2 separate regions of the Homo sapiens genome follow, and region 1 is linked to region 2. A link is a loop called in an ENCODE intact Hi-C map of the cell type or tissue named here. Cell type or tissue: endothelial cell of umbilical vein. All regions are shown on one strand. Each heading gives the region's core, and the rest is flanking DNA. Links, peaks and the distances in the headings are about the cores only.

What was found. Hi-C counts contacts between places; a loop is a spot of excess contacts. Peaks named below come from ENCODE experiments on the same cell type or tissue, not always from the same donor. Only the 100,000 strongest peaks of a DNase experiment are listed, where the experiment ranks them.
Region 1: it touches region 2 in a loop (2.2-fold over the local background); 15 of 110 quality-filtered maps call a loop at or near these places.

Annotation. Positions count from the first base shown.
Region 1 is chr20:8,216,916-8,232,923 of GRCh38, forward strand. The region is part of intron 2 of PLCB1 (phospholipase C beta 1); the gene reads left to right. Among named protein-coding and RNA genes, the nearest start is that of PLCB1-IT1, 24 kb to the right of the region's middle. In endothelial cell of umbilical vein, for the core only: no CTCF peak of the experiment used is centred there; a DNase peak (open chromatin) is centred at 6,706.
Region 2 is chr20:8,140,019-8,156,026 of GRCh38, forward strand. It overlaps PLCB1 (phospholipase C beta 1), which reads left to right. Exons shown (of 32, transcript NM_015192.4): 2 at 10,276-10,353. Among named protein-coding and RNA genes, the nearest start is that of PLCB1, 16 kb to the left of the region's middle. RefSeq lists enhancers at 15,399-15,543, 15,404-15,548, 15,439-15,583 and cis regulatory regions at 15,465-15,478, 15,471-15,482, 15,505-15,518. In endothelial cell of umbilical vein, for the core only: no CTCF peak of the experiment used is centred there; DNase peaks (open chromatin) are centred at 7,673, 8,653, 11,583, 12,323 and 2 weaker places; H3K27ac peaks cover 6,409 bases.

The DNA.
Region 1 (16,008 bases), core at 3,302-11,301, 75 kb after region 2:
TGCCACAACTAGTGGCAGATACCTCCTATTCTCCCCCTTACCAGGGACATTCTCCCAAATGTGTCCTCTTGTGCGTGGCTCACCACTGAGGTGCTTTGTCACTCACCTTCTCTATATGATTTCAGTCTGACTGTGAGTGGGTACTGTGATGAAGCCTTTGTCCACCTCTCCTAAACCTTGTTTTAAACCCACTTTACTGAAGGTGACATTTCCCCAGTTATTCCTTATTCACATCTCCTTTGTAAAAGCATCTGAAACCTTCACGCAGAAGCCAAAGTGTGTTACAGTTCTGAGTAAAGACCCCATTAAATATGAAGATTCTAGGGCTAGTGGATCTCTAACCCTAGGTGATCTCTGCAATAAGTGCAGTGAAACCATGGGGTCAGAGCCTCAGGAAATGGTAGAGTTGAAGGCCAAGATCTGCTGATTGATAACTTCACAGAGAAGAAAACTCAAGAAGAAACCAAGGGACTGAATGAAGAAGAAAGAAAAGAGATGAGATGGAGTACCCCATCTCTCCCTGAGGATGGAAGGAGGGAGGACAGAGGAAGAGCAGCACAGAGGCTTCCAGGTGGAGAGAAAGGTGTAGCTGTTCAATAATCTGATGAAAGTGATAGGAAGGAATTTGTGAGACTGTGATATCAATGACCTTGGACTTCTTACCAAAGTATGAAATGCAGTGTGATTTTTCCAGTAGGATGATGCATAGAGCTGAAGATCTTGAGGAAAGTTGTAAAGGAATGGTGCTATGGTTTCAGTATGTCCTCCAAAGTTTATGTGCATTGGAAATTTAATTCCCAGTGCAACAATGGCTTTTCAGAGGTGATTAGGTCATGCATGCTCTGCCCTTATGAATGAATCAATGTCATTATTGCAGGAGTGGGATAGTTATTGCGGAAGTGGGTTCCTGATTAAAAGGATGAGTCTGGCTCCTTTACTCTCTTGTTCTTGCTCCCAGTTTCACTCTTTTGCCCTTCCACCTTCCATCATGGGATAATGCATCAAGCAGCCCCTTGCCAGATGCAGGCACTTGATCTTGGACTTCCCAGCCTCCAGAACTATAAGAAACAAAACTCTGTTTATTATAAATTACCTAGTCTGTGGTATTTTATTATAGCAACCACAACATGGACTAAGACAGGTGGGCTAACTATTGAACTGAATTTTTGGTTCACATTTATTCATTCATCTATGCAATAATATTCATGCTCTTCATTATATATCCATTATATGTGTTAGGGGCATGTGCAGTGAACAAGGCAAATGTGTTCCCTGTTTTCATTGGTGGGGAATGCTCTTGCAAGTATGGTTTCTAAAAGGGCAGTGTTTTATCCCCTGGGAGAGTGTTAGAGATGGGAGTATCTAAAGGCGCTTTGGCTCTTCCCTGCATAATACATATGCTCAGAGTTCAGATAGGTCATAGAGTGAGGCAGTGGTAGAGCTAACAGTTTTCATATAACAAACTTGCCTCTTTTTCCCCAACTAGTAAGAAGCATTAGTACACAGAAAAGCGTTGATTCTGGAGCCAGACTGCCTAGTTCAAATTTCAGCTTCCACCGCTTACCAGCTCTGTGGCTTCGGGCCAGTGATTTAATTCCTCAGTTACCTCTAATGTACACTGGGAGTAATAATAATACCTACTTCACAGAGCTATTTTGAAGATTAAATAAGTTAGTGTTTATAAAATGTCTTGGCACATAGTAAGCACTCTATAGCTATTGACAAATAAAAATAGGCCCTTAGACAAAATCTAGTATGTAAAAGGCAACAGAGAGCATGAATTAGTCGGTCTCAAGGAAGGGGCAATGCTACTCCCTAGAAAATATTTCAGAATTTTGTGGGCATTTTGGTTGTTCCATGGATTGGGGAATATGGTGGGAAAGGGCCAGCACATTCCTGCACAAGTTTCAAATATTCTAGCAGATATTTATGCAGATGCAAAAAAGGCATTTTAAAATGATCTGAACTACATATAATTCCACCTTATATGTAGGTGTGTCAGTGTTTTATTGAGCTGTGAATTAGAAGTTTCAGAGTTTTATTCTACACTGGATTTCCAGGACTGTGACTGCCTTCTAAATTGAGGGATGATTTCCTTTGTTTTGTTAAGAACATTACCAAGAGTTACTCACTATTTCAGAATGTCACTGATACACCAATCCTAGCATTTGAATCCCAATGTAATGCACCTCCATCAATGTGTGACACTCATTGTGGTTCTCCTTATTTGTACAAGCATCTCAAGACTTCACTGTGTTTTCTAGTGAAGCTGTAACCAATCACTAATATATTGAGATGCATATGCTGTTAGAATAACTTGCTTTCCTTTTACATCTTCATATTTAAATGAGAGTATTATATTGTCTTTTAAGAAATCGTATCAGTGGCTAGACAGATTGCATGATGAATACATTTTATTTTCTTATACGTATTTGTTAGTGGCAATGTTGGGACTGCTGTGGGTGAGAACTTCTGCTACAAGCAAAGGCCCTGGGGCAGGTTTCAGTTAGAGTTATAGAGCCTGGATAGTTGTTAGAAGGTGGGATGCTCTCTATAAGGGAACTACTGCTCTCCATAAGGAAAGCATTTGTTAAATGGGCAGGAACTGTAACATGAGCGATTTAGCATTGTCTTAGCTTGCCAAGCTCTAGTTTGTTGATGTAAGATACTGACAGTTCTCTTTAAATCTTTGTAAACAAGGTAGAAGCTCATGTCTTTCTGATAGAGAGTAGTCACTACACCTAAACCAACAGCTCGGATTTATGTCCAAATCTATTTACATACTCACACAATTCTAGAGTTAAGTTCGCTTGCTCACACAAATGTGTTATTTGACCCATTTCTCCCACAAATAAAAGTTACATTATTAGAGGGATACATAAGAATTTGAATTGTTATATGTTAAAAACTTATTTCTTCACATTGATGCATTTGATATATTATTATTTATAAGTAGTACATGTGGCCCATTTAAACAACGTGAGGGTTTCATAAGTGATTTTTTCTTTGGGTTGCAAACTATTGACAGGTGGGGAGTCAAATTTGAATATCTTTGTGCTCTTGTTAACTAAAACAATGCCTGGCATACAATAAGAATGCAATACATCTTTGATAAATGAATGAGCCCTTATTTGTGGGGTGGTGGATTTGGGAATGTAAATGGAGTTAAAGTTATACATTCTAGATTCTACTTCCTGATCTGTCACTTAACTGAGTTTTGAAGTTTGAGAAATGACTTAAAATCTTGGTATCATCATCCAAAAACTGCGATTGGTATCACATGCCCAGGTTATGTATAACATTTTTAAGATCAAAAGAGAGAAGACAGATAAAAACATTTGAAATCCACAAAGTGCTAATCAAATACAGGTGTACTAAATTCCACAAAAACAACAGAATCAGATTAGGGCTTATTCAGAGAGAAATGATGCATTCACTAGGGGTTTAGTTGGTTGAATAGTGTTCCCTGCAAATTCACATCCACCCAGAACCTCAGAATGTTACCTTATTTAGAAATATATTTTTTGAAGATAAAATTAGTTAAGATGAGGTTATATTGGATCAGAGTGGACCCAAAATCCTATGTGGCATCCTGATAAGAAGAGGAGATGATACATGGGGAGTCACAGAGAAGAAGGCCATATAATGGCGGAGGCCGAGATTGGGGTGATACAGCTGCAAGCCAGGGAATGCCAAGGACTGCCAGGAGCCACAGAAGCTAGGAAGAGGCAAGGAAGGATTCTTCGCTGGAGCCTAGAGAAGGAACATGGCCCTGCTGACAACTTGAGCTTGGACTTCCAGCTTCCAGAACTGTGAGAGAATAAATGTCTGTTGTTCAAAGTCACCCAGTTTGTGACAGTTTGTTATGGGGGCCCTAGGAAACTAATACAAGTGTTCATTATTTTTTCCTCTTCTGAAGAAAGGGACAGGATCAGAGGTGAAATAATGCTTCTGGAAATTTGCCTCGTGTCCTGGCATCAGTACAATTGGCCAGACCTTTATGGAAATAGAAGCAGTTAGCCTAAGGTTTAAAAGTACTGGCTTTGGGACACAGATGAGATTATGGTTTCATCACTGGCAACACTCTGGGAAGTTGGAAATCTTCCACTTCCCACCTGTAAACTCCAAGTGATGATAGCCATATCCAGTCCATTAGTTGACTTGAAGGTTAAATGAAATATTATATGCAGCTTGAATATATGCATACATATATCTTCTCAATGTTAATGATTATTACTATAGACTAGATAACTTGAGGCAACCATAGTTCAATTTCAGATAGCTCTAGTTTATAAGACTGTGAGCCAAGAACTTAAAAAAAGAAAGGTGACGGTTTTCATTTTGATTCAGGACTCGATCACCTCTTTGTCAGAGCATCTGAATTAGCCTTTGTCATCATGATGATGATAACCAAAACTGGTCAATTAACTTCACTTGGCTGATTTGCATTCTAATTGCAATTTTTTTTATATATCTTTTAAGTAACTGCAACTTTTGGGCACTGTTTAATAAAACCAAGAAATTGAAAGTGAGGAGCTTGAAAAAGTCCTTGAACCTTACAATTTCTTTACAGATTCTATATGTTTCACAATAAAGGCAAGGTTTTAAATCTCAGTTATCATGAGAAGGCTCCAGGCTGGCTCTTTGCCAGTGTGTTTAATTGAGAGATGAACACGTCAGATTCATCTCTCACACACTATCACTATCACTGTCCTCTCTGAGCTCAGGCTGGGCTCTTCTGTCCCCCATCAATAAATAATTCTTCCTTAGGTTTAAAATCTCAAATAGCAACCTAAGTGCATTAACAAAATATGTATTATATAAGAAACATTCAGAGAAGAGAAGTTCAAGGTCAAAGCTAAAATTTACACAGAGTTTCAATATTTAAATGGGTCTGAAAACTCCATATTCCATAGCCCTGTACATTTACCTATACTCCTCAAACATCTCTTTGCATAATTACTTATGCTGAATTGAAGCAAAAACATCAAAATGTCTGGAAATTTAGGTTTCACTTTCCATTATTTTTCCAAGAACTTTTAGTAAATGTTTTCAAAACAGCTTTAATACTATATCTCATCATATAGAAATCATGCAATCATAGAGGCTCATTTACATGCTTCTTGGTTCCATAGTGGTTGTATGCTAATTACACCTACATACTTTCTGAACCTGACAAGACAGTGTTTATAATTTGGCTTCAAATGCTAATATATATTTTAAAGAAATTCAGATGGAAAATCATCTTTAAAAACACCTTATTCACATATTTACCACGATCAGTGCTTGTTATTAATTTCTGAAGTTCTGAGTTTCACTTCTCTTCAGCCTAGCTTCCTTTAGCATTTGCCATTGTACAGATCTGCTGGAGAAAAGTTCTCTTTATTTTATTCTGTTTAAAAATGTCTCTACTTTTCCTTCATTTCTAAATGATATTGTTTTCTAGATATAGAATTCTGGGGTAACGTAGTTGTTTCAATACGTTTATGATATTTGTCAACTTATTGTGCCTGTTGTTATTAATCACTCAAATTCATAGTTCATGTCTAAGTAATATTTTGTATTACTCTAGTGGCTTTCAAAATTTTCTCTTTACTTTTGGTTTTCAGCACTTATACTATGATGAATCTAAACATGAATTTCTTTGTATTTATTCTACTTGGTTTTTGCTGAGTTTCTTCAGTCTGTAAATTCATGTCTTTCACCAAATTTGGCAAAATTTTGTTCATTTCTTCAAATATCTTGTCCCACTCTCTGTCTTCTCTTCTTTTGGGACTCCAATTACATGCCGTTAGACTTTTTTATGTTGCCCTATTTTACATTATTTTTAATAATTTTGTTCAATATTTGTCTTCAATATTGTAATCAGATGCAAATAAACTGGCTTTCTCAACCTTAATTACATCAGCCTTCTCTGTGAAATAAATTCAATCCTTTATTACACAGTTTTTTTTTACAACAGCTATTCAACAAATGTGTATGTCATCCTTTCTGTAAATGTGTCATGGTAATAGTATTTGATTAGCTAAATTATCATTTCACTCATGAGTGATTACCTATGTCCATAGGTCTACTGCCTGTCCTAAATTGAACAGTTTTGTCCACTTAAAACAAGCAAACTTCCACTGATAGGTAAATGTTCCAACTTTACTGTAGCTTGCAGCAGTGCCTCTGTTAAGTGGAATTCTATTTCTGCCACAGCATCAATAAGCTTTCCTGTGTATGTCCCATATAAGGACCTGGTTGCATTTCTATTATGGAAGCCATAGTTGCCCTGCTAAGGAGTCTTGCCCTTTCAGGGAATTTGTGCTTCAGATAAACTGCCAAAACCCAGGCCTTCTTTGAACATTTATATTGTCTCACAGCTCTATTTAGAACAGTCTGTAAGATCACTCTGTCCTGAGTAAGACTTGAAGACTCATTTTTACCATCACATTGGATAATACCCTGCAAGCCAGCCCTTTGGAGGAATCAAAATTGAACAATCAAGCCTGAGGACTTGATAGAGTCTCAACTTTGACTTTTTAGTTTTTTTTCTCTCTCTCAATCTTTTTCTTTCTTAGAAAATAGAAAAATGACTGCTTACTACTGATTGTAATGTGTCTCAACTTTTGAAATTCAGCCTTAAACTTGTTTTACTGTGCACATTTGCTTTTGTTGAATTAAGTCCAGGTCTCTTCATTTCCCAGGGCAAAAAATCTTGGTTAAATTCCATGGGAAAGGATTGTGTTTTGGGTATGTAAACATCTATCCAAATACTTGTAGAATTCAAAAAGAGCATACATTCTTAAGAGTGACTCAGTTCAAACACATGCGTGCAGATTAAACGTCTTCTTTAAGGAAGCATATAGTTAATAGTTTTAAAAATGAATTTCCCCAACCTGATTCAAAGAACTCTCATTCTTCCAGAATAAAATATATCTTAACTTCAAGTGGGATAATTGGCCTCACCCCTACAGTGCTTGCTTGGCGTCTAGCAATTATGCACTAGAAAGCACAAAAGGGATAGAATTAATAGGTAAATTTTAGTGAGATTTGGCATGTGTGAGGTTAAGGGAATTTTTCAAAGTTGCTTATAAAGTTGCATACAGTTTCAAATTGTTTTCATTTTGAGTTATTTTGGTTAAAAACAGAAACCACATTTTAAACAAGCAGTCTGCTTAATGTAAAATAAACATGTAACTTAATTTGCACATTTGTTGGGTGCTTGTTTTGGAAATCATTGTGGTAAAATGGAAATAATCACAGAGGCTTCTGAGCCAGGTAGATGTGGATTTGAGTCCTGGCTTACTAATTCTGTGGCATCGGGTAAGTTTCTGAGCTCTTCTTAGCCACCATTTCTTTTTCTATAAATTAAAAATGATCGTATCTATCTTTAAGGGTGGATTAGAGGGTTAACAGTTCAGCACCCACAGGGTTTTTAATAAGTACTTTGAATTTTGAGAATAGACAAGACCTAAACATTAAAGTATTTTGCTTTTGACTAATAACGTCTAGATTATTAGTCTAATAACTTCAGGCTGTTCATAGTGATCTTGCTGGGTTGAGGCAATTGAGACTACATTTTGAAATCTTTTGTTTTGTGAAGTATACACCACACATAAAATGCATAAACCATAAATGTTAATGAATTTAATAGTAATAGACACCTATGTAATCATCACGCAGCATATCAGCTTTAAAAAAAATTTTTAAAGAACTTTTTGATGGTATTATAGCAAAGATACAGAAAAGTGAACAAATCATAAAGTTTATAATTCAAAATAATTTTCACAAACTGAACAACCTCATAACCATTGCCTGATCAAGAAATAAGACATTTCTGGCACCATCCCCCCGCCCACCACGCCACCCCTAGAATCTCCGTGTGTTCTTTCTATTCACTATCCATCCTCACCAAGGTAGAATATTCTGACTTCCTCTCATTAGATGAGTTTCGTCTGGTTTTGAACTTCATATACACGGAATCACAGTGTGTACTCATTTATATCATGGCTTCTTCAGCTCATTATGCTTGTGGTATTCATTTTTTAACCACTCATTATGGAAAATTTCAAATGTACACAAAATATGAGAAAGTATAGTGAACCCTAATGTGTCCATCACTTCTTTAAAACCATCCTTAACTCATAAATACTTTGATCTAAACACCGTCTTAATTCTCTGCTGTCCCCAAGGCAATGGATTATTTTCCCCAAACATCCTATCATTTCATCCATGAATATTTTAGTAAGTATCTCAGCAAGAAAAGGATTCTTTTTGTCACATCTACGAACTTAACAGTAATTACATGTTTTCAATATCCTATCTTGGATCAGCATTTCTCCATTGTGTCATAAGGGTTTTTTTGTTTTGTTTTGTTTCTTCTGTTTTGTTTTTTTCTGCAGTTGGATTTTTTACAATAGGGTCTGAATGAAGTGTGAAGATACCTTATTTTAAATGCCTAATTGTAAATTGGGGGAGAGTCCCATTTATATAAACTGAGTCTTTGAGTTCTTTATGGCTCATGTGAAGAAACAAACATCTTGCATATTTTCCAATTAAATATGTTGAGGCTTATAGTATTTTAGAATATTAGAATTCGAGATAATCTTATAGTTTCTTGATATCTTGTGTCTTGGCATACTTGGAATCCCCTCTGTGTTTTGAAAGTGAACTTTTAGCTTCACCGACTTTTTCACCTTTGGTATTATAGAGTCTACTTTCTGCTATTTTTGCTCTCTTGATTTACCTGCCAAGTGGCAGGCACAATGGGCAATTTTAGCTCAGCTCATCTGAAGAAATTCATCACTGAGACCTACAAAAATTCCTTGAAAGGAACAGAGAAAGCCAAGGTTGTTCTCACTTTCAGTTCTCACTTTTGCCAGTTGGATGGGACAGTGACTTTAAGGATATAACAATACAGCTGACACGATTAGGTGTTTGTTTAAATGATTTTTCATTTCAAGTTTATCTTTGTTTAAGCTGACCACAGCAAATATTTGATGTTACCAGTTAAATATCTTGCAGTCTTTTCACGTTTAAAACTTTTTCAGCCTTAAGTTTCTGCCTTCTTATTTGTAACCTGTACAAGGGTTTTCCTCTCTGTCTCTTCCATCACGGGATGGTGTCTAGGCACATGGTAAGGGCCATCTTGTTCTTGCAGTTGTCACTGGTTGGTTGAGGGCTCTTATATTGTTTAATGTCAAGCCAGGTCTTCTGTGGTTATTGAAAATTAAGTGTCTTTTGCAGGTCATTCTCACACCCCTGTTGATGATCTTCACTGTTGCTTCGAGCCATAAGCTTACCTTTCACTGTGAACTCTGGCCCCAACCCCAGACCTACTTCTGTCCACTAATCCTACAGCTTCCCTTGGTACTTGTGCACTCCCTGCTGCTTTCTCTCCACTAGCTGTAGTGTGTTGGACCCTGTGAGGTCACCTTTGCCTGGTCACCTCCCTCACGTTTGCCATTTGACTGTGCCCAGGTCATACTGAGCACACTGCCAGGAGGAAGGTTGAGCTTGGAGGACATGAATGAGGAGAAGCTGGGGGCCTATAGCAATGATTTTAGAATCATTGATTCAAAGTTGGATGCTTTCCTCATATCTTCTGCATTTCCCTGAAGAAGTTTCCAGGACCTCTCTATCTCCTTTATATTATAACCTCCTACTTCCTTCTCCATGGCTTGTTTCAGTCTTCCAGAATTGACGCAATGACTTCCTTTAAATTAACAGGTAATGTGAAATAGTCTAGTTGCCAAATTAAAGAGAAATGAAAAGGAGCAAGTAAAACTAATTTTTTTTTTTTTTTGAGACGAAATCTCACTCTGTCTCCCTGGCTGGAGTGCAGTGGCGCAATCTCGGCTCACTGCAACCTCCACCCTCTGAGTTCCAGTGATTCTCCTGCATCAGCCTCCCGAGTAGCTGAGATTACAGGCACCTGCCACTGCGTCTGGCTAATTTTTTGTATTTTTAGTAGAGACAGAGGTTCACCATCTTGGCCAGGCTGGTCTTGAACTCCTGACCTCATGATCCACCCTCCTTGGCCTCCCAAAGTGCTGGGATTACAGGCATGAGCCACCGCGCCCGGCCAAGTAAAACCAATTTTTAAAATATTTTTATTTAGCCTAAAACATCTGAAATGTTATCATTTCAACATGTAATCAATATAAAAATTTATTGAGATATTTTACATTCTCCTTGTCTTCTTTTTTTGGGAAGGAATGGGTACAGAGTCTGGATCCCAGAGTGTGTATTTTTCCCTCACAATACACCTTAGTTTGGACCAGCCACATTGCAGGACTAGAGGCTACCATATTGGACAGAATGAGTCTAGGTCATGAATGAGGAAGCTTCTAGATAATTTTAAGAGAAAAGCAAAAACAATAAATAAACTCTTAGGATGGTGCGGCTTTGCCTGTCTACATTAGCATTTCATTAACTCCAGGTGCTTGTTTCCCACTGCCACTTGGTATGTAAAATTTGTCTTCCACTCAACCAGGCAGATTTTTGATCACAGAAATTAAGCCTCTGGTTTCCTCTCAATCCACCCAAACACATAGCATACTGCTGACCTCACAGCAGGTACTCCAGCCAACCAATCCCTGAATTAAAAACTGATTACAGGCAGCTGCTCGATGCCTTGCCACTTCCCCTCTCAGTGAGTCCATTTTATTTGTCTGACAGCAAAGCTCCAATTCTGTCTTCACCCCTACCAACCCACACTTTTACAAATTGCTTTTTAGCTTAATGTTGAAACAGCCACGCTTTAAAAATATCATTTCATTATGTACAGGTTGGCAATCAAGAAAGAAAAATTCCCATAGGACTCAAATGAAACAAATCTAAAAATTTAGGACTGAAGCTCGGGAATGGTCAATCTGATTTTAATGCTCTCAAGAGTCCACATAAAATATATGGGCTTAGCAAACTTTCTGGGAAAACCCACTCAAAGAGATGACTTATTGATGCATGGATGAAGCAAGAGTGACTCCCAGATTTTATCCAAAAATATATCTAATGATATATGAAAATGATCATTCTAGTTAAATATATTCTAATGATTTGAACATATCTAAATAAGTTGGTTCTATCCCTCATAAAATCTAATGACAAACTTCGGAGACTTAAAAAGTGTGAAAAATAAAAGTCGAATTCTGGAGGGTAAGGCAGGAGAATTGCTTGAACCTGGGTGGGGGAGGTTGTAGTGAGCTGAGATTGTGCCATTGCACTCCAGCCCTGGCGACAGAAGTGAGACTCTGTCTCAAAATAAATAAATAAATAAGATAAGATAAAATAAAATAATAAAATAAAGATGAATAACAATCGGCCCATACAATTTTTACCCCAGCAAGAGGATGTTTGGTTAAATGGCCAGCACTGATTATTCATACAAGTACCCACCTCCCCACTATCTCATACACCCACTCAGTCACCAACCTTTATAGAGCACATCTTTTTAATTCCCCTCAAAGCTGCACTTTCCTCTCTGTTCCTTGCCATCCACCTATCCTTCTGGATTGCTGGAATGGCCTCCTGACAAGTCTCCTTGCCTTCTCTGTGCATCCCCACCCCCGCATTTGTCCTCCAGGTCAGTGTTTCAAACTCTGGTTTCTGTTTTGTTTCGTTTCTGAGACTGGGTCCTTCACCCAGGCTGGAGTGCAGTGGCATGATCATGATCACAGCTCACTGCAGCCTTGACCTCCCTGGCTTAAGTGATTCTCTCACCTCAGCCTCCCACAGAATACTGGAATTACAGATGTGCACCACCACGCCCCACTAATTTTTTTTTGTATTTATTTATTTATCTATTTGTAGAGACAAGGTTCATGTTGCTCAGGCTGAACTCTCCACTTGTTTTTCAGTTTTTAATTTTTTAATTGGCATATAATAATTGTACATATTTATGAGGTACATAGTGAGTTTTGATACATGTCTAGTGATCAAATCAGGGTAATTAGCATATCTATCACCTCAGAAGCTCACAATTTGTTTTGTTGGGAACATTCAAAATCCTGTCTTATATATATTTGAAAATATATACAATTTTTGACTGCAGTCATCCTACATTGCTGTCGAACACTAGAACTCATTCCTTTCATCTAGCTGTAATTTTGTGTCCTTTAACAAATCCCCCCATGCACCCTCCCCGCTACTCTTCTCACCCTCTAGTAGCCACTGTTCTATTCTACTTCTAAGAGATCAATGTTTGTAGCTTCCGTATGTGAATGAGCACAAGCAGTATTTATCTTTCTATTCCTGGAGAAGAGCAGGCTTTTTCCTGAATACATTGCTGTCCAATATTACTATAAAACATAATACACATGAATTATTAGAACAATTAAATGAGAAAAACCCAGGCATGCAAAATATTAAAAAATATTTAAAACATTATTTTAAAAATTTAAATAATTATTAATTTAAATAGACTAAAATTGCTCTCTCAACTTGCTCTGTAAGTTCCCATATTTACTCTCAGTTTCTGTACTTATCTTCCTGTGAGATTTTAAAACAGCTTGGTTCATAATTCAGGTAGCACTGATATAGATCCACAGTCCAATACTATAGCCAGTACTCACATGCAGATGTTTAAAGTTAAATTTCAATTAGTTTAACTTAAATTCATTAAAAATTCAATTCCTCCATTGCATTAGCCACATTTCAGGTATTCAGTAGCCATGTATGGCTAGTGATAACTATATTGGACATCACAGATATGGAACATTTCCATCATCGCAGAAAGTTTTATTGAACAGTACTGCTGTAGACCCTTGCTACTTACAGAGTGGTCCATGAGCCAGCAGTTCTTACTTCACATGAGAGCTTGCTAGAAATGAAGAATCTGAGCTGGGTGCAGTGGTTCATACCTGTAATCCCAGTACTTTGGGAGGCCAAGGCGGGGGTGGGTCGCTTGAGCCCAGGAGTTTGAGACCAGCCTGGGCAACATGGTGAGAGCCCATCTCATAAAATAAAATAAAATAAAATAAAATAAAAATAAAATAAAAAAAATAATTTAGCCAGATATGGGGACACACACTTGTAGTCCCAGCTACCTGGGAGGCTGAGGTGGGAGTATCACTTGAGCCCAGGAATTCAAGCCTGCAGTGAGCCATGATCACATCACCACACTTCAGCCTCGGCAACAGAGTTGCGACTTGGCAGCAAAAAAAAAAAAAAAAAAAAAAAAAAAAGAAATCTGAAAAACAGAAAACAAAGTAGGCCTAAACCTCTTGAAACAGAATGTGCAATTCAATAAGTTTCTTAGGTGACTCCTATGTACTTTAAAAGTAGAAGCCCTACTCTGGGATGTTTCTAGGACAATCTAAAGTCCAAATCTGATCAGACTATCCTACTAATCCTTTTAAATTGATACATAATATGTGTACATATTTGGGATACATGTGGTTATGGGATACACCTGATCTTTTGGTACATGCTTAGAATGTGTAATAATCAAATCAGGGTATTTAGGATAGCCATAACCTTCAACATTTATCATTTTTTGTGTGTGTGTTGGAAACATTTCAAATCTCTCCTAGCTATTTTGAAATAAACAATATATACAATGTATCATTGTTAGGTATAGTCATCCTACTGTGCTGTCCAACATTAGAATTTATTCCTTTTATCTAACTGTATATTTGTACCCACCACTAATCTTTCCATAGCTTGCAAGACCAGCTCTATCTAAAGTGGTAGGTATTAGCCACATGTGTTTATTTCAATTTCAGCTAATTAAACTTAATTTACATTAAGTTTAATGTCAATTAAACTTAAAGTTTAAAAATCATTTAAAGTTCAAAAATTATTTTCCCAGCCCGCCAGTCACATTTCAAGTACTCATTTGTCGCATGTGGCTGGTAGCTACTGAGTTGGACAGTGTAGATACAGAACATTTTCTTAACTGCAAGAAGTTTGATTGCACATTGCTGATTTAGACTCTAGTTTAACATCCAGAGATCTCATCATCTAGCAGAACTACCCCCTGCCTACCTCTCAAGCCCCCAAACCATGGTGCACCAGGTTGGCCCTTGTCTCTAACACAATGAGTTACGTAATTTAGTTCCTATGCACCATCACCCTCATTGTTCCTTTACCTTGACCACTATTTTTCCATTCCCTTCTTTCCATTCACCTCTCCATAATCTTCAACTAATCTCTGTGTCAAAATTTACCTCATGGTCAGCTGCTCCAGAAAGCTTTTCTAGAAACCATCCCATGCTGCAACCCTGCCACAATTTAGATTGTCCCCTTTCATTTCTTAGGTAGAAGCCTATGTATGCATGTATCACATGCTTTTGCTGTTGATTTATTCTCTCCATTTAGATCAGCATTTCTCAGCCTCAGCACTATTGACATTTGGGGCCAGATAAGATAACTCTTTCTTGGGAAAGTAGACAGCTGTCTTGTGAGCTGTAAAATGTTTAGTCTCATTCCTAACCTCTACTCACTGGATGTCAGTAACCTCCCCAGTTGTGACCATCAGAAATATATCTGCACATTGTCAAATGTTCCCTGGGGAGCAAAATCACCAATGCATAAGAACCACTACCTTAGACCTATCTGTTTTCTAAGGAGAGCCTCTTGAGGTCTGTGAGACACTTCAAACCACAGCATGGTACATAGGTCCTGCACACAATTGGCACTATGTTGGTATACATGCTGAATGAATGATTGATTAGGAAATCTGTTGTCAGCAGGTGTTTCTTCTTTCCTTGCATCCTTTGTTTCTTCTTTCTTTTATTCTGCTTCTTTGCACGCATTCCCAAGTCTAAGCAACACATTCCCAAGTCTAATTCTATTTCATGAGTGAACCCATTGACCAAACAGGAGAGCCCTGTGCAGGGCAGTCATTGATCATAGGTGTCTCCCGTGGCCAGTTGGTTTGGTTGGCTGATCCACAGTAGAGGGATAGACAAAATTATCAACCTCTTAAAATGAAGACTGGGACTGGGAATGAATCAGATGTAACAGCCTCCCTGTGATGCTCAGTTTTATTAGCTATTTTATATATACTGTATATATGTATGTAAAATAGCTCTATCTTATGTAACTATTTTATATAGCTTTTAGCTATGGGTCAGAGTCGCCAATCTATCATCTTTTCAGCCAGCTGTCAACACATGGTTTCAGAATTTGGAAGAAACCTAAAAGATTATGCATTCCAGCAGGGCTTGGTGGTGTGCGTCTGTAGTCCCTGCTATTCAGGAGGCCAGGGTAGGAAAATTGCTTGAGCCCAGGAGTTCAAGGCTGTAGTGCACCATCATGGTGCCCGTGAAAAGCTACAGCACTCCAGCCTGTCCAACATAGCAAGAGCGCATCTCTTTAAAAAAGAGAGAGAGAGAGAGAGAGAGAGAAAAGATCATGCTTTCAGATTCCTCATTTTTTTCTACATCTGGACACTTTCCTTAGGTCCTACTCCAGCCATCATTAGCATCTTAAGATAAAGATAGAATTTTGAAGTTCCATCATTTATAACCAATCAAATGCAAAATTATAAGACAGTGATATTCTTGATTTGAAAGCTGTAAACTCTGATGTCTGCTGCTCTGCTCTTCACTAGTAAGTTCCCTGGCACTAGAGCAATGTTATAGGATGGTGACCTAGTTTAGCTCTACCGTATTTCTCGAGCCAAGTAGAGAAGAACTGGAAGTTCTCTGCCATCCAGGCCTGCAACAGCTTTGGAGTCTCTCATTTGCTTTGCTCTTCTTCTATCTGGAATCCTTTCAGAAGCCTGATCCCCCACTTCGTGCATTCTGAAAGTCTGGGCCTTATAGTATTTGTGCTTCTTGCTGGGCACCATTTCTGCCCAGTGTTACCTGATATGTCTTTACACACCTAGCTCTAATTGTCCTAATATTGGCATTCTCTTGTTTTGGACTGGAGGAAAGATGGTTAAGTCCTCTCTCCTTTCTTGGTTTAGCACTTCTTGCAATGTTTTTCTAGATTTGACCTACCTTTAATCTCTGCAGGCATGGTCCAATACCCTTCTAGCAGCTGGCGCTGGCATTGCAATGTGAATCTGCCACT
Region 2 (16,008 bases), core at 5,094-13,093:
GGGACTTTCTGTAATAGTTCTTCAGTGTCTCTGAGAGGCAGTGGTGACAGTGGCCACTCCCTGTTGGCAGCTTACACTTCTTTGGCTTCAACAAAGCTGGTGTTTTGTTTGGACCCCGGGAGTTCCTTCTTGATTTCTCACCTTTCTGAATGTGGTAGATACAATAGCTCTCCCCAAGGGTCTGTGCTGCTATGTTCTGAGATCATTCATGGAGAGCCAACCTAAAGCCTGCTCCTCCAACCCTTCCAGTTTTTCTGTCAAGTGCTTACTTTATATTAAGTCCCTTTATCTTCAAAATTCAAGAGAAATTTCTGTTTCTCGCACCAAATCCTGGCTGATATGGCCTTTTGCGGTTCTAGGATTTCACAGCTTTCAGTCCTAAATATAATAATCATCTAAGTATCCTACATAGTTTTCTCCTTCAGTACTACTGTTGAGTAAAATGAAGTTTTGCTGTAATATTTCCTCTGGAATTCAAAATCCAGACTAAGTCCTAATAGCAGGCATTCATGCTTATATAGCAGCCCTGCTTACCCCTGTTCAGTCATTAAGACCACCTCGGGTGGTAGGAAAAAGAGCAAGCGTTTGTCTTTTGCATTTCACGTAGAAGCAAATCGAGGCTAGTGATTGTGATTTGTCGAAGGGCACATAACTAAGTAGATCTGGAATAGGAATTTAAAACTACGTCTTCTGGCCAAATTCAGTGTCCTTTCCAGTCTACCATGATGTCCCCGAACAGGGTCCTTTTAGTAACAACAACAACAACAAAAAACTTTTTATTTTTTTATTTTTTTTTTTAGACGGAGTTTTGCTCTTTTTGCCCAGGCTGGAGTGCAATGGCGCAATCTCGGCTCACCGCAACCTCTGCCTCCCCGGTTCAAGCGATTTTCCTGCCTCAGCCTCCTGAGTAGCTGAGATTACAGGCTTGTGCCACCACGCACAGCTAATTTTGTAGTTTTAGTAGAGATAGGGTTTCTCCATGTTGGTCAGGCTGGTCTCAAACTCCTGATGTCATGATCCACCCGCCTCAGCCTCCCAAAGTGCTGGGATTATAGATGTGAGCCACCGAACGTGGCCAACAAAAAGCTTTTAATAGAGTCTAAATGAATACAAGTTTGAAGAGATTGATAGACTTTTCCAAAGAATCTCTGTTATTTTTAGGATTCATACATATGAAGCTTAGATCCCTGCAAACTCAGTTTTTGAGCTATTGTCTTCAAAATAGCTCTTTTTCATGGTGTATGTACAGTCCGTTTTTGTCTACACTGTGCAAGATGTGTGAGCATTGGAAAACCTCATTGCTGCTTTGAGACAAAAAGGGCAGGCCAGCCGCAGTGGCTCACGCCTGTAATCCCAGCATATTGGGAAGCCAAGGCAGGTGGATCACTTGAGGTCAGGAGTTCAAGACCAGCCTGGCCAATATGATGAAACCCCGTCTCTACTAGAATACAAAAATTAGCTGGGTGTGGTGGTGCACACCTGTAATCCCGACCACTCGAGAGGCTGAGGCAGAAGAATCACTTAAACCCAGGAGGCAGGCAGAGGTTTCAGTGAGCCAAGATCGCGCCACTGCATTCCAGCCTGGGCGACAGAGCGATACTCCGAAAAAAAAAAAAAAAAAAAGGAGGGGGCAATGTATGCTCTATAGTCTTTAAAGATATTCTACATCAGTCAGTCAGCGTGGAAACATGCATGTGGAAAGACAGGTATTCAGGTATGGTGTTAAAGGTCTTTTTTTCATTGTCGAGTAAGTGACATTTCTGCATTCAGCAAGACTCTTTATATCTGTTACTCCACCTTTTCTTCTTCTCGACATACGTGTAAATGTTGTCTTTTGCTGATTCCTATTTAGGCTTGTCCCATGGCCTCTCATAGAAATCATGGACCATGGAAGAACAAGAATATGGTAGACATGAAGGAAATGTAGAGGGTGAGTTGCCTGCTCTCAAGCACGATGCAGAATGCAAGACAGTGTCAACTGAGAGGCCAGATCTATATTACTTGTGCAGGGAGGTAGATAGGCCTTGTTTATATTACAACTAGAGCAGGACTTCTGGAGGGCTATAGCTTTATAATTATCATTATTATTTTTTTCCCTAGGGGAGAGCATAGGCCTGGCACTGGGAGGTGCTGATGCTCAGGGGATATTTGTGGAATGAAGGAACTGTCTGGTGTTTGTCTGGCTCACAGTGGGTTCACACAGGGGAGTGTGCAGCCTTGAGGCAGACCTGGAGGGCAGTCATGCTCCTATGAGACCTTCGTGACCTTTGAGGTGTTGTGTTACATTGGTTGGAACACCTTGCTCCTTGTCCTTCCATTCCATCTGAAATCTCCTAGGGTCCTAAGGGACTCTGTGACCTTCTTAAATGGGATTTCTCCATGTGTGTTTGAGAAGGAAACTATTTATTGGCAATGCAGAGCTCACTGCTGTTACAGTGCTGATTTCATTTAAGGTCCAAATATGTCTTAAGATTGAGTGTATACTACACTGCAATTCAATATTGGTTGAAGGTGATGATGCTTAATGTATTTATTTCTCATATTCTAAATTTTACCATTAGTTCCTATTTTCTGAAAAATATGCTCACCCATACACCCAAATATTGCAATGAAAAGCCCTTAAAGAAATTCAGAAGCGTTGGGAGTGACAGAACAAAAGATGCATGGTTGTGAAAACATCCTATCACGATAATGATTCACAAAGAGAAAAAAGAATACTTGTGCTTTATTGCTAAAGTGAGAAAAGTAACAAGACATAGTTCTAAATCTGATTTATAATGAACTTCCACCTACACTATTCTTTGTGTACAGAGGCAATGGAAGTCCCTGGAACAATGCTTTTAATTTCCTCCTTTCTCCACTCCTCGTTTAATGTACTTGGGCCACCTCCATTATTCCAGCTGCCCTCCTGCCCCTGAGAAATACCTCACCTTCTGCATTTATATTTTGGAGCTCGACCTTCCTGGCATCTCTGAATCCTGACTTCATTATTATCTGACACCACTCCCCTTTCTTTTAACAGTGTCTATATGAGTTTCCCCTCAGTTGAAGCTTTCCTAAGAACATAGCAATATGCCTTTACTAGTAAAAATCCCAACCTCAAAACCAACACAATGTTCCCCAGTCCCTTTTCCTCCTTTAGTTACCGTCTTCTTCTTCATCTCCTTCCCTCTACTATGCAAGTGTAACTTATAGTCACTGTCTCCCTGTCCTTACCTCCTACCTACTTCTTCTCAGCCTTCCAAAGTCTTTTTCTGCCCTCACCACTACTTTGAAATTTCTTTATCATGGCTGTGGGCAACATGGCTCCCAGCAACCCCAACTGATGTTTTTCAGAATCTTCCTTGTTTTTATTTGCTGCAGTACCTTCCACCCCTTCATCCATTCATTCACCAGTCATACTTTAAAAATGTACTGATGTCTCTTTTAAGCATTGTGCTAGTGTTGTGGATTGATGATGATTAATGATTTCATGCCTGCCCTTATTGCGGAGACAGATGCTAAGCAAATAGAGGTACAATTATTTTCATTATAACTGCTATGAAGGAAAAAAAGTACAAGTGAGTATAGGAAGCATGGAAGGTTTCCCTGGAAAATTCTATTTATGACAAGTGGGATTTAGGCCAGCATGAGTAGAAGAATGTGTCAGGTGGAGGGAACAGCAGGTGTGGGTATTCCAAAGAGCCAAGGAACACAAGATTTTGAAGGAGAGAAGCAGAATTAGCACAGGAGAGTGTGGCTCAGATAATGTGGTTGGATGGCAAGGGCCTGCATATATACTGCGTAGGTCCTTGCAGGATTTTAGACGTATAAAGTCAACCAGAAACCATTAAAACCATGTTTTCAACCCTGGCACCATTGACATTTGGTCCCAGTAGTTTTTTGTTGTGGAGTCTGGCCTGTGTATTATACGATATTTAGCAGTATCCCTCGCTCTAGATACTGGGTGTCAGTTGCAAAGCCTCCCAGTAGTGACAACCAAAATTGTCTCCAGACATAGCCAAAAGTCCCCTGGGGTGCAAAATTGCTCCCAGTTGAGAACCACTGATGAAAATGATAAATGATATACTATGCTTTTAAAAGTATCCGGCCAGTTCACTGCCCTCCCCGCCACCCCAAAGGCCAATAAGTACATGAAAAGATGTTTAACATCATTAGTCATTGGAGAAATGCAAATTAAAAAACACATTGAGGTGCCACTGCATACCCACCAGAGCTATATGTTACTGAAATTATTGGTTTTTCTCATCTGATGCCCCCACTAAGCCAGGAGCACCTCGGTTGATTTGGGATCTGGGCTTTAATTTGGTTCTCTCGTGGATTATCTGAAGGATCTTGCACGACACTTGAAGAACAATTCTTCCAACATTTCCCTACATTGTGTTAAAAGGGATTTTTCTGCTTGTTCTGTAGGAAGCCAGTATCTTCACATTGCTTCTCTCCACTGTTTTGCACCCTCTACTCTGGACCTTCTTCATCTCTTCTGCTTTTCTTTATTTTGGGAAATTTCAGAGTAGAGACACTCCTGGAGGAAAAGTCTCATCAATGCTGATACACGTGGATGTTTTACTCCAATGATCTTAATTCCTCACCTGGCATCCAAGACTACGTTTATAATGTTTTCATTTCATAGTCAGGGCTGTATTGCTCATGTTTAGTTTGACAAGCATCACATCTGATTTTCTGTGACCCTTAGAACTCTTTGCCCGTTGCATAGCTGTTTTCCCCCCAGTGTCTCTATTTGCTGTATTTGGCCCTGCTGCTTCCTGATGCAAGTCTTGGGCAATCCCTGTGGAACATCGCTTGTTACTTTTCCTGTTGACTCTGTGGTATCGATTAGTTTAGACGTGCATGCCTCTATTCATGTGTGTTCTCTTGTAATACCATAAAAACATGAGAATCGCTGTGGAGTGAGAATTGTGGTCAACCTTGGCCAGGAGACTTTCTGACAGTGGTGCTGAGGAATGTGCCATGGGTCTGTGGACTGGCCCTTGACATGAGCCTTGAGGTTTAGGGTTATGCTTTGTAGTAGTTTACTAAGACTTCCATAGCAAAGGACCATAGCCTGGGTGGATTACACAACGGAAATTTATTTTCTCACAGTTTGGGAGGAAGTGGGAGATAAAGGTGTCAGCAGGGTTGCTTCCTGCTGAGGGCCGTGAGGGAAGGATGTGTGCCAGGCCTCTCGTCTTGGCTGGTAGATGGCCTGCTTCTCCCTGCATCTTCACATCATTTTCCTTCTGTACATGCCTGTGTCCAGATGTTCTCTTCTTATAAGGACACCAGTCATACTGGATTAGGGCCCACTCTAAGGCCTCCTTTTAACTTAATCATATCTGTAAAGACCCTATCTCTAAATAAGATCACACTTTGAGGTACTGGGGATTAGGACTTCAACATGTGAGTTGTTGGGGAGGAGGCCACGATAAACCTGGTGACATACCTCCGCCTGGTAAAGCGTAGCTCAGAGGGTAGCAACATGACAGCTCTAGTTAGATATTGAAGAACTGACACTTAGAGAAGAAGTTAGATTTATTTTGTACTATTTAAATGTTAAAAATTAAATGGTAGCTGCATATGTGGATAAAACCATAAACTGCCTTGCTGGAATTGTGTGACAAGAGCACTGAGATTGCTTTGTGAGAAATCTCCCTGTTAAAGAGTGTCCCTGTGAAGGTTTGGAGTTGCCCTGCCTAACAGAAATATAGCGTGAGCCACACAGGACACTTGTAAATGTTCTAGTAGCCTCATTAAAACAAGTAAAAAAGAAACAGATGGAATTAATACGAATACTATATTTAATTTAATCCACTGTAGGCATTTTGACATGTAATCAATGTCAGAAATCATTAGTGAGCTATTTTCTATTCCTGTTTCCATTCTTAGTCTTTGAAATCTTGCAGCACATCTTAGTCTCAGCAGTCGCATTTCAAGTGCTCAGTAGTCACAAGGGAGCCACAGCAGCTCCTGTACTGGACAGCACCAGTATAGGGCATCCATTCTCAACAGGGGCCATGTCGCTTCCAAGGAAACGAAAAGTGGTTTTGGGGAACAAAAGAAATCTTCTTACTGTTTTTGTTTTTTTTGTTTTTTTTTTTTTTGGTATAAGGCACAGTTATACATACAGCATATAAACAGATATTCAGCCTATCTGCAATATTGAAGTGTCATGGGGGATGATTAGAAAAATAAAAACCTAAAAAGCCTCCCTTGCAGGGCAATAATGGAAAAAGTTGAGAAGCACTGTTATAGAGTGCGTACTTGAAGGTTTAATTTCCAGTGCTTCCCATACCAGCTTAACTGGCTTTCCTTGAGGAAGTCACTTAGCCCAAGCCTTGGTCTAGGTATCTGTAAAATGGGAATAATAATAGTGTCTACCTCTTAAGTTATTGTAAGTATTAAAGGAGAAAAGCCACGTGAAGTTCACCACAGTGATTGGCTCAGAGCAAATGTTGAGAATGTATCAGTTACTATTCAGTCAGGGATTTTTATAAAAAGGTATACTGGTATTAGAAGTGAGTTTGGATTAGTGGTGCCTTTGTCATTTCGTCTCAGTTTCTTTAGTATTTATTATTGACTTATATCAGTGCATTGATGAGCAAATCATTGTAATGTTAATGTTGATTCCAGTGACTCTTTTTTTTCTTGCTGAATTGTTTCTCATTCTTCAGGATTTCGAGGTTTTGTTAAGGTCTTTTGCTTTGCCCCTTGATTGTTTTTGATTTGGCTTAAAGACTCTTTAGAGATTCATGTAAATTACTAAATAACATCTTCTTAATTACTATATTAATCTTCACTATTTATGATATAGGAATGACAGTAAAACGTATTATATCAAATAAAGAGCAGCAAGTAGAAATTTACTGAACATTATCTGCTATTACTAACTTAAGACAAGTATGTTTATTGGTTTTCTTTTTTACAGACAAACATTTATCAGAAAAAATACAACTTTAAGTAAATTAGAGTTGAATTCTTAGAAGCAATATACTCACAAGATATGGTTTGCCTGCATTCTAAGGTCACAGGTGTTCTTGGAGGTAAACATCATCCTATTCCTGACCCAAAGCCTCACCTATTGTAGGCCTACATCCGTGGTTTTGTAAGTGTGGCCCCTGGACCAACAGCATCAGCATCACCATGAGCTTCTTAGAAGTCCAGATTTTCAGACTCCGTCCCAGAGCTACTAAATGAGGGACTCTGGAGAAAGAGCCCAGCAATCTGTGTTTTTACAAGATCTCTCAGTGAACTTGATGCATAGGCAAGTTTAAAAACCACAATCTTATGAAATACACACATGTTATAGATGTTGATGGAGAGGTAAAGGATTAAAATATAGACCATCTGAGAGCTGTCTTCATCATTCTACAGTCAAAGGTCCCAAGAGTCGCAACCCATCTGCAGCTCCTTTGTCAATGAAGGATGGTCATATATTTCAAGTTTCAAACCTGGGTATATGTTCTGACAATTAAGAATATTTGGGATCTGGGTTGAGTGGCTACTTTGGTATGGGGAGAATATAGATACTAGCAGCTATGTGGGAGGTGGGAAAACAAGCAGGTGGAATTGAAAATAGACATTCATATATTTCTGGGTCAGATCCTACTTTGCATGGCAAGAATGCCAAGTTCCAGCTGATCTTGGAATGTTAGAGGTGATTATGAAGGAAGCGGGCAGGGAGCCGAGATAAATGATCACTTAACAGAGGAACTGTGGCCGGAAGAGTGGGGTCAAGAAAACATTGAACAAAGAAGGGTTAATTTTGAAGGAGGGGAAGGAATAAGCTAGAAATGGAAGTATCTGAAACAAACTAGGCAGCATAGAACAGTGTTCCTAAATATAAATTTTGAAAAGTTTTTTTTTTTTTTTTTTGAGACGGCGTCTCGCTCTGTCACCCAGGCTGGAGTGCAGTGGTGCGATCTCAGCTCACTGCAAGCTCTGCCTCCCGGGTTCATGCCATTCTCCTGCCTCAGCCTCCTTTAGAAGTTTTATTCTGCTCACTTAAATATTTGATTGTATGGGATCCTTGCAGGGAATCGCCACCAAGATTTTGATTAGAATTTTGTCAGATGCTCTGATAAGAAAAGAAACTGACCTGAAAAAGATAAGTTACACCTACAGTTTATTCTAAAGTCCTCTAGAAGTGGGAATGTGTGCTGTGTGCAGCCTGTCAAAACTTTTATTTTGGCAACTTCTAGAAGTAACAAAACAGGACTGAAAATATTGCTATGATTTATTGGAAACATTGGTGTGAGCTGTTATGCATGCAATCTCATGAAAGAAGCCTAAACTATTTTAAAAATTAGTCTTTCATTATAATATCGTTTATTTCCAAATGTCTTTTTTTGACATTTAGAAGTAATTGGGAAATTTTAAAATTCTAGCTGAAGTTCCTTGCAACAGCACGGTCCTTGTAAAAGATATTTTTCAAACTGCATGTTAAGGATGTATATATGGAATATCAGCATAAAACAGAATGGCAGTTCCTCAAAAAATGAAACATAGTACTATCATATGATCCAGTAATTCCACTTCTGGGTATATACTGAAACCAAGGACTCAGATAGATATTTGTGCCCCTATGTTCATAACAGCATTATTCACAATAGCCAAAAGGTGGAAACAACCTAGATATTCATCAGTGGATGAATGGATAAACAAGACATGGCATATACATAAATGGAACATTATTCAGCTTTAAACAGGAAGGAGATATGACACATGCTCCATGAATGAAGTTTTAGGACTTTATGCCAAATAAAATAAGCCAAACACAAAAGGACAAATATTATACAATTTTACTTATATAACTACTTAGAATACTCCAATTATTTAATTACCTGGAGTAGTCAAATTCATGGATACAGAGAGTAAGACTGGTGGTTGCCAGGTTATAGGGGCAAGAGGGAATGAGGAGTTAGTGTTTAATGCATGTGGCATTTCAATTTGGGAAGATTTAAAGTTCTAAAGATGGATGGTGCTGATGGCAGCACAGCAAGGTGAATGCATGTAATACCACTGAAAGGCATATTAGAAAAGAGTAAATGTTATGTTCTGTATATTTTACTGCAGTAACACAGAATATCCTGATAAACTTACATTTAGTATTTTGATACATCTGTTTTTAATTATAATCCACTATAATAATAATGAACATTTTTATGTGGCAAACATGCCCAGATGCTTTACCCCAAATTATCCTAGCTATTTCTCACAGCAACCTTCTGAGTTAGGTATTATGATTATTCCCTTCTTTTTTCAGTTGTGTAAAGCTATGCACTGAGATGGGACAGGCAGGAATTTGAACCCAGAGAACATTTTCCAGAACCAGGCTCTTACAATAAAACTTAATATGTAGATTAAAATCATTCATACTGCTCTGCCCATTAGGAAGAAAAAAGTCCCAAATGCCAAAATTATCTCTGCAAGTTCTAATTTTCATTACAAGTTCTTTTAATAAGCTAGATGATATGACACACTATGGTTATGTGTATGAAAAAATTGAAAAAACTGGCAATTTATGTCTCTCTAAAAAATGCAATTCCTGCAAAGGCCTGAGTGTTTCAGTATAAAAATCCATATCCAGTGGCATGTATTTTCTTGTGCAGATGGTATGTCTTTCTGAAAATTGCTAAGAGAAAAGAACACATATTTTAGAAATGTTTAATATTATAATTACAATGTATCCAAGTTTTGCTTTATACTATGCATGCTTTAAACTCAGAAGACTATTTACCTATGATGTTTTATTTTAGCATGTAAAATTGAAATTTGCAACAAGTTTGTATATATCTTTCTGAATATGTAGAAGATGGCCTTATTTACTGTTACCTTGGAAACAGTGATGCTCAAATACTATGTTTTACTCTATTACAATTAAAAATCATTTTATGGAACAAATGTAATTTAAAATACTATTCTTAAGCATGGATTTTAGTTAATATTAATCATAAAAATAAGTAATGATGTTTAGTGTTAAAATTATTTGAAAAGCTAAATATAGATTTTTAATAGAAAACATACCTTAATCAATAAATCATAATGCTTTTTCCTTTACAAGTTATGTATAAGTCTTCTGATTATTAGGAAAGAACCTCAGTTACATAATGGATAATTCCATGAAGTTAAAAATGCCATGTCTAATTTCTTTTGAAATTTTTCTTAATAATTGACTACTTTGGAGAATCTGTACAATTATTACTTCTTAAATAACTCCTGGATAGATTTTTCTACAGTGATATATGTTGATATTCATGTTTCTTCTTACATTTCTAGGACTCAACTATTGTTACTCCAATTATTTTGAGGACTGACCCTCAGGGATTTTTCTTTTACTGGACAGATCAAAACAAGGTAAGAAATGAGGTATGCCTTTCTTACATTTTTCAGTCGTTTACTACTTTGAAAAGTATTTATGTATCTTATCTATAGAAGAACATCCATTTCACAGATCTTTTGCAGTTTATTTAAAGGTTCTACTTTTAAAGAATATCTAAGGTATTCTTAGGACTTAGGACGTTTCAAAGTCACTAGTTTGAAATATTAGATTTGCTAAATTCTAGAGCAATTGGTATTTTTGGTTCTGTTTATATTATGTGTTAGGATAAGAACAGGGAAATTTGAATTACATTTGGTGTAGCACATAATTAGTCAGCGTTACTGATTTAAGTCCCCACCCATAAAGGATGAAGAAAAATGATGAGAAAATAACTTTTGACCCAATAGCCTTACCCCTTGGCTTTTCTTTCTCTCTCTTTTCCCCTGTGCTGTTCATTAAGGACTCTCTCAGAATCAGCAGGAATTTGGCCCTGATAATTTGTTGATGTCAGAAAACCAAGAATAAAATTCCTTTAGCCTATTCCTTCAGTTGTCAGGAATTTCTTACTAAATTAGCTTTCTGCCCACAATAGCATGAATTTATTATCTCATTTGTTATGAAGCCAATTGATGATTCTGTACTGAATTATTAAAAAGTAGAATATCTGCTGATCATAAGATTTATTTGGAGTTTAATGGGCAGTTAGATGAGAACACTCATGGAAAGTGGTTATTATTTCAAGCATCGTTGCCACAGTCCTACACTTGAACCTCAGAGGCCACAGAATATAGAATGTTTTTGTTCTCTAAGTTTTGATATATGGAGAAATGGGATAGGGTTTACTGAGAATGCTAAATACATACTGAAAACAATAGAATAGTAATAGTATACCATTAAAACAGCTGGAACCTCCACAGTTACGGATGAAGGAGGAACAAATTGTTAGCTCTTTCAAAACTCTACATTAGTTTCTTATATCCAAAGTTCCTGGAGTTGCCTGTCAGCTTTGCCTTCTGTCTCTGAGGCAAGCTCAATTATACCTGTGTCTGGTCCCAGGGCCACTCCTGAATGAGCCTGTTTACACATCATTCAAAAGGTGAATTTCAGTCTTGTTGTCCTGGAATTAGACTCTAAATCAGTGTGCCCTGGAACCATGTGTGGCTGTAGAAGTGGAGGTAAACCACAGACCCTACGCTAATGTCAAAAATTGTATGAGTAAGATTTCCTACTTAACGCTCACATTTATTATTGGGTGTGTTAATCGCTTTGGCTTAGACATTCTGTTTGGTTTCCTGCTGTTATGTGTAAAACAATGGCTTGCAAGAGGTTTTGTTTTTTGGGTGTTTTTTTCTTCTCCTAAAGGATATTTTTAGAACTGTTGAAACTATATTCATGAACGATGTACTTATAATGCCTAGAGCATTTCTAAACGTTGGGTATTTGTACGAGAGACCAAACTGTCAGTTTGATTTTTCAACTTGTAGATCAAGCTTCTATAAAAGCAACAGAAGATATTCTGGGATTTTTAAATAATTCATGGCAACTCAGTTAAGCTCCCCTCTAGACCAATCATCAATATTTATTTCCTTAATAAAGAAAAAGGGTTTAGGACCAAAGGCTCTTTGTTGCATTTCTGTTGTGAACCCAGTATTTTGACCCATGCTTATTTTCAAAGGTAGGAAAATTTGTTTTCATTTTTTACACAAACTTTTAAATCTTGGTTGCAATGCTGTTTATGACCAAGCGAAACAGATAATGTGGTAGCAATTCCTTTTATCATGTTATTGCTTTTCTTTTCATGGATATTACTCTTACAGTTCTAGCCAAGAGATAGAAATAGTAAATTTTACTTTTCACTTTCTAAATGCCAAAGTCATCTCTCAGTCATTTATCAGAATTTGGAGGCTCATTTCTTAGTGATCATATATCTTAGAATCCAAAAGATGAGAGGATTTAAGAAAAAAAAATTAAACTTACCATGCTTTCAAGTTTGTCATTTTCTTTCTGGCTTGAAGCCCAGCCCTGGAACCAGTAAGAGTGATTCATCCACTTTTAGGAGATGGACGACTCCAAGTGATGAATTAGAGTAAATGTGTGCTAGAAGAAATGGTGCATGCAAATAAAAGATGGCATGCCAAGCTTTTAGTGGGGATTTTTTTGCATAAGATCATTTGAAGGTACATGAATGAATGGTACATTCATGATGCTACTTAGAGGGCCACTTTTTAAAAAATATTTTTTATCTGGCAATTAGTTTTAGGAATCTGCCACATGTACCATAGAGATAATCTCTCAGAAAACAAAAAAAAAATGTGATACCTTTAAGTTTATCCCTTGATTTTATACACTGTGTTTTCCATTGGTTGGGAAGCTTGCATTGGTATTTATTGTAATATGCCTCTCTTCTTCCTTTGGGCTTCTTCCAATATATTCCCTCTTTGGTCCACGAAGCTTATACCAAAGCACTTGGATTAGCAATCATCTGAGGCCTAGTCTGCTCAGAGGTGAGCAGAAATCCCTAGCAGAGGGGATTTTACAAGTGTTTTTTATTTTTCTTTTTTATAGCATTGGAGGTAAATGGCCACATTTTATGATGTTCTATGCATGTCCGTCTCTTGTCATGGCTACATCAGATCTTGTATCAGAGCCACTTATTTCAAGCCACTGGCTTTCCCCTCTGTAGACAATGACATGCTACCTTCCAAAACCCCTCCTTTGATTTGTCACCACAGAAATGATAGGTGACAAAGAAGACAGCACAGATGATGAATTTAGGAATTAAAAACTAAAGCTAGCGAGTCATTTTTAGGTAGCAGAAATGTGCTTTAGTGAAACACTGACAGGATGTTTGGAGTTGGTGGAAGCAGATAAATATGAATATCATTTTTAGGGATAAATGTTCATGCTTTGTACCAGCTCTGGACTTATTTTAATAATTCTTTTCACTGTATTGTTGGCTCTGTAAATCTTATTGAATAAAATGAGCAAAAATGAGTTTCTGAATATGACTATTTTAAGCAGAGTGGTTTTTCTTGTGTAAGTGTAGGTGATGTGAAGAGGATGAATTTATCTGTAAGTCATGGGTGAGAAGGGAGTCCTGCACAGCCTGAGTACTTGAGAGGTGGCCTACATTAGGCTATAACTTTTCTTTGGATCCGTGCCATGTGAACACTAGAAACCAACACAGGAAGTGTTAGCTGTGAAAACCATGTGAACTATAAGAATCTGCTCCACCGGTTTTGAAAGAAAGGCTAAAGAAGAAAAAAGTGTCAATGTTAAAGAGCTAACCAAAACCTATCCTGCTAGAATATGAAAAAAATTAGACCTTTGCCTTGCAACCTGATGCCCTGCTTCTGTGCCAAGGTTGGTGTAAAAATAAAACTAGTCACCACTAGTTCAGATCCAAGAAGTTCAATATAGTTCAGTAAACCCTTCCTTGTCTTCATAAAACTGGAGCTTGGGGGAAGGGAAAAGGAACACATCATTAAATTTGAAAAGGAATGGGAGGAAGAACACACGGTTTGCATGAAGAACTCCCATTACTTTCTTTTTTGTTACAAATTTTATTTGTTTTTAATATTGTGGATAATATACAAATATCTTTTTATCTGTAAAATAGTAAAGCAATGTAACTATCTTTAAACTGCACTCTCCCATTGACTCCAATCCTAGTTCTCTATTCAGAGTCAACTAATAGTAATAGCTTCATGGTTTCTTCCTAGGTCTCTTTTAAATAAATTTGTGCATGTGTAACTATGGAAATATTTCATTTTGTTTTGCTTATGTCCATTTTTATACTAAGTCACATCATATTAACCATTCTACAATTTCCTTTTTACCATATAGTGTGTCTCAGAGAACTTTTCAAGTTAGTACATGTGTGTCTATATCATTCCGTTAAATTGGCCTATCTTAGGGAATTTTTCATGTTAGTACATGTGTATGTATCACATTCTTTCATATTGCTCTATCGTATGTTAAACAATTGATTACCACATTTTATTTAAGAATACAGAAGTTCTCACTGGTGGATTCTTGGTGTTTGTCTCTAATTTGGGGTTACAAAGAATCCTATAATATGGAGTAATAGTCAGCTGTGTGTAGCCCTCTCTGGGAATATGGGTCAGGGATTCCCTAAGGTAAATGCTCAGAAGTGCGATTGCTGATTTAAGGCTATACCTATCCTAAATTATAATGAATGGCTGTACCATTTTATAACCCTACCTGTCTTATATGAGTGGAACTGTTTTCTTAAGCCCAACCAACAGTAATAGGAAATATTTTAATTTTTGCCTAACTGATGCAACTGTTATATCACCTTGTTTTAATCTGTCGTTGCCTGATTTGCTAGTAAACTGTGTATATTATCATACATTTATTGATCATTTCAGTTTTTCCTTACATGGATTGCCTATTTATATCTCTTGCCCTTGTGTGGACAGTTCTCTGTGTATTCTAGATGTACTCCTTTAGCTGTTATAAATGTTGCAATTACACTCTTCCTGTCTGTGGTTTGTCTTTGACTTTCTTAACATCTAATTTATGGGTAACAAAAGATGACTTGAAGCTTTAAGTTTTCATGTAGTTACATTCCAACTACCTCCCCACTTTTTGCTTCCTTTAAGATATTTCTGATTCCTTCTCATCACCGTTATTAATCTAGGTTTTTAATCCATATGTAATGTATTATGAGGACTGGTGTAAGGTGGAGCTCTAACTTCAATTTCTTCATATCACTCGTAGAGCTGACATTTCACTACCTGGTTTGGATGGCCCAAAGATCTGTTATGTTTTAATGCCTGTGGACTGCTGGGTTCTGATTTCCTACTTCATTCTTATCTCATTTATTTTCTGCCTTTCTTACTTTGTGGTTCAAAATTGTAATTCTTTTTGTTTACCCGTGATCCTATATTAGAGATTTAAATTTATACCTGCATATTTAGTCATTTCTGGAGACTTAGGGCAAGAAAGATTGGTTCTACCATTCATGCCATCTGCCATCTTGTTCTGCCCTGTGAATTTGCATGAGACACCATTCTGGATGTTTGTACAGAGTGATGATTCAGTTTCCATTAATGGCAACCATAGATAGTCTTCTCTTATGATAACCTTAAATTTCTACAGAGTTCAAAAGCAAAGTTTAAAAGTTAAATATTTACATAAGTCACAGTAACATTTTTCAGCATGAGTCCAGAGTTCAAAAATATTTTGAATGATGCATCATAAATGTCAACAAGAAAATCTAGTGATTTCCTATTAAAAATAGTCTGGCTTCCATAAAGAACTACTGGGTACCACACATTTCATTAATGATTTTTAGCAGTGGGGCTTTCTCTTTGGGATATGCTTCTCTAGGGTATCCCAAAATTGTCAACTTTGACCCTTCTTGTGTATAGTAAATGGGATAGGTCATTCAAGAGTCCACTGAGTGATTAAATGCAATGATGTAGTTATAAATTTAGAAGATAAGTGCTATTTATTTTATTTGGTAGCTTTCTCTAAAAGTTGAAACAATAACTTACATTATCTGGGAAAAAAACCAGCAAAATTCACGTGAGGATTGCTTTGTGAGGGCTGGGATTGTTCCTTGGCCTGGAGCAGTGTGTCAGTCATTGTTGACTAAGCAGCAGCATCTGGGGACTAAGTCCTTTCCTTCACCTTCCTTGAATTTCCTTCACCAGTATTGATGA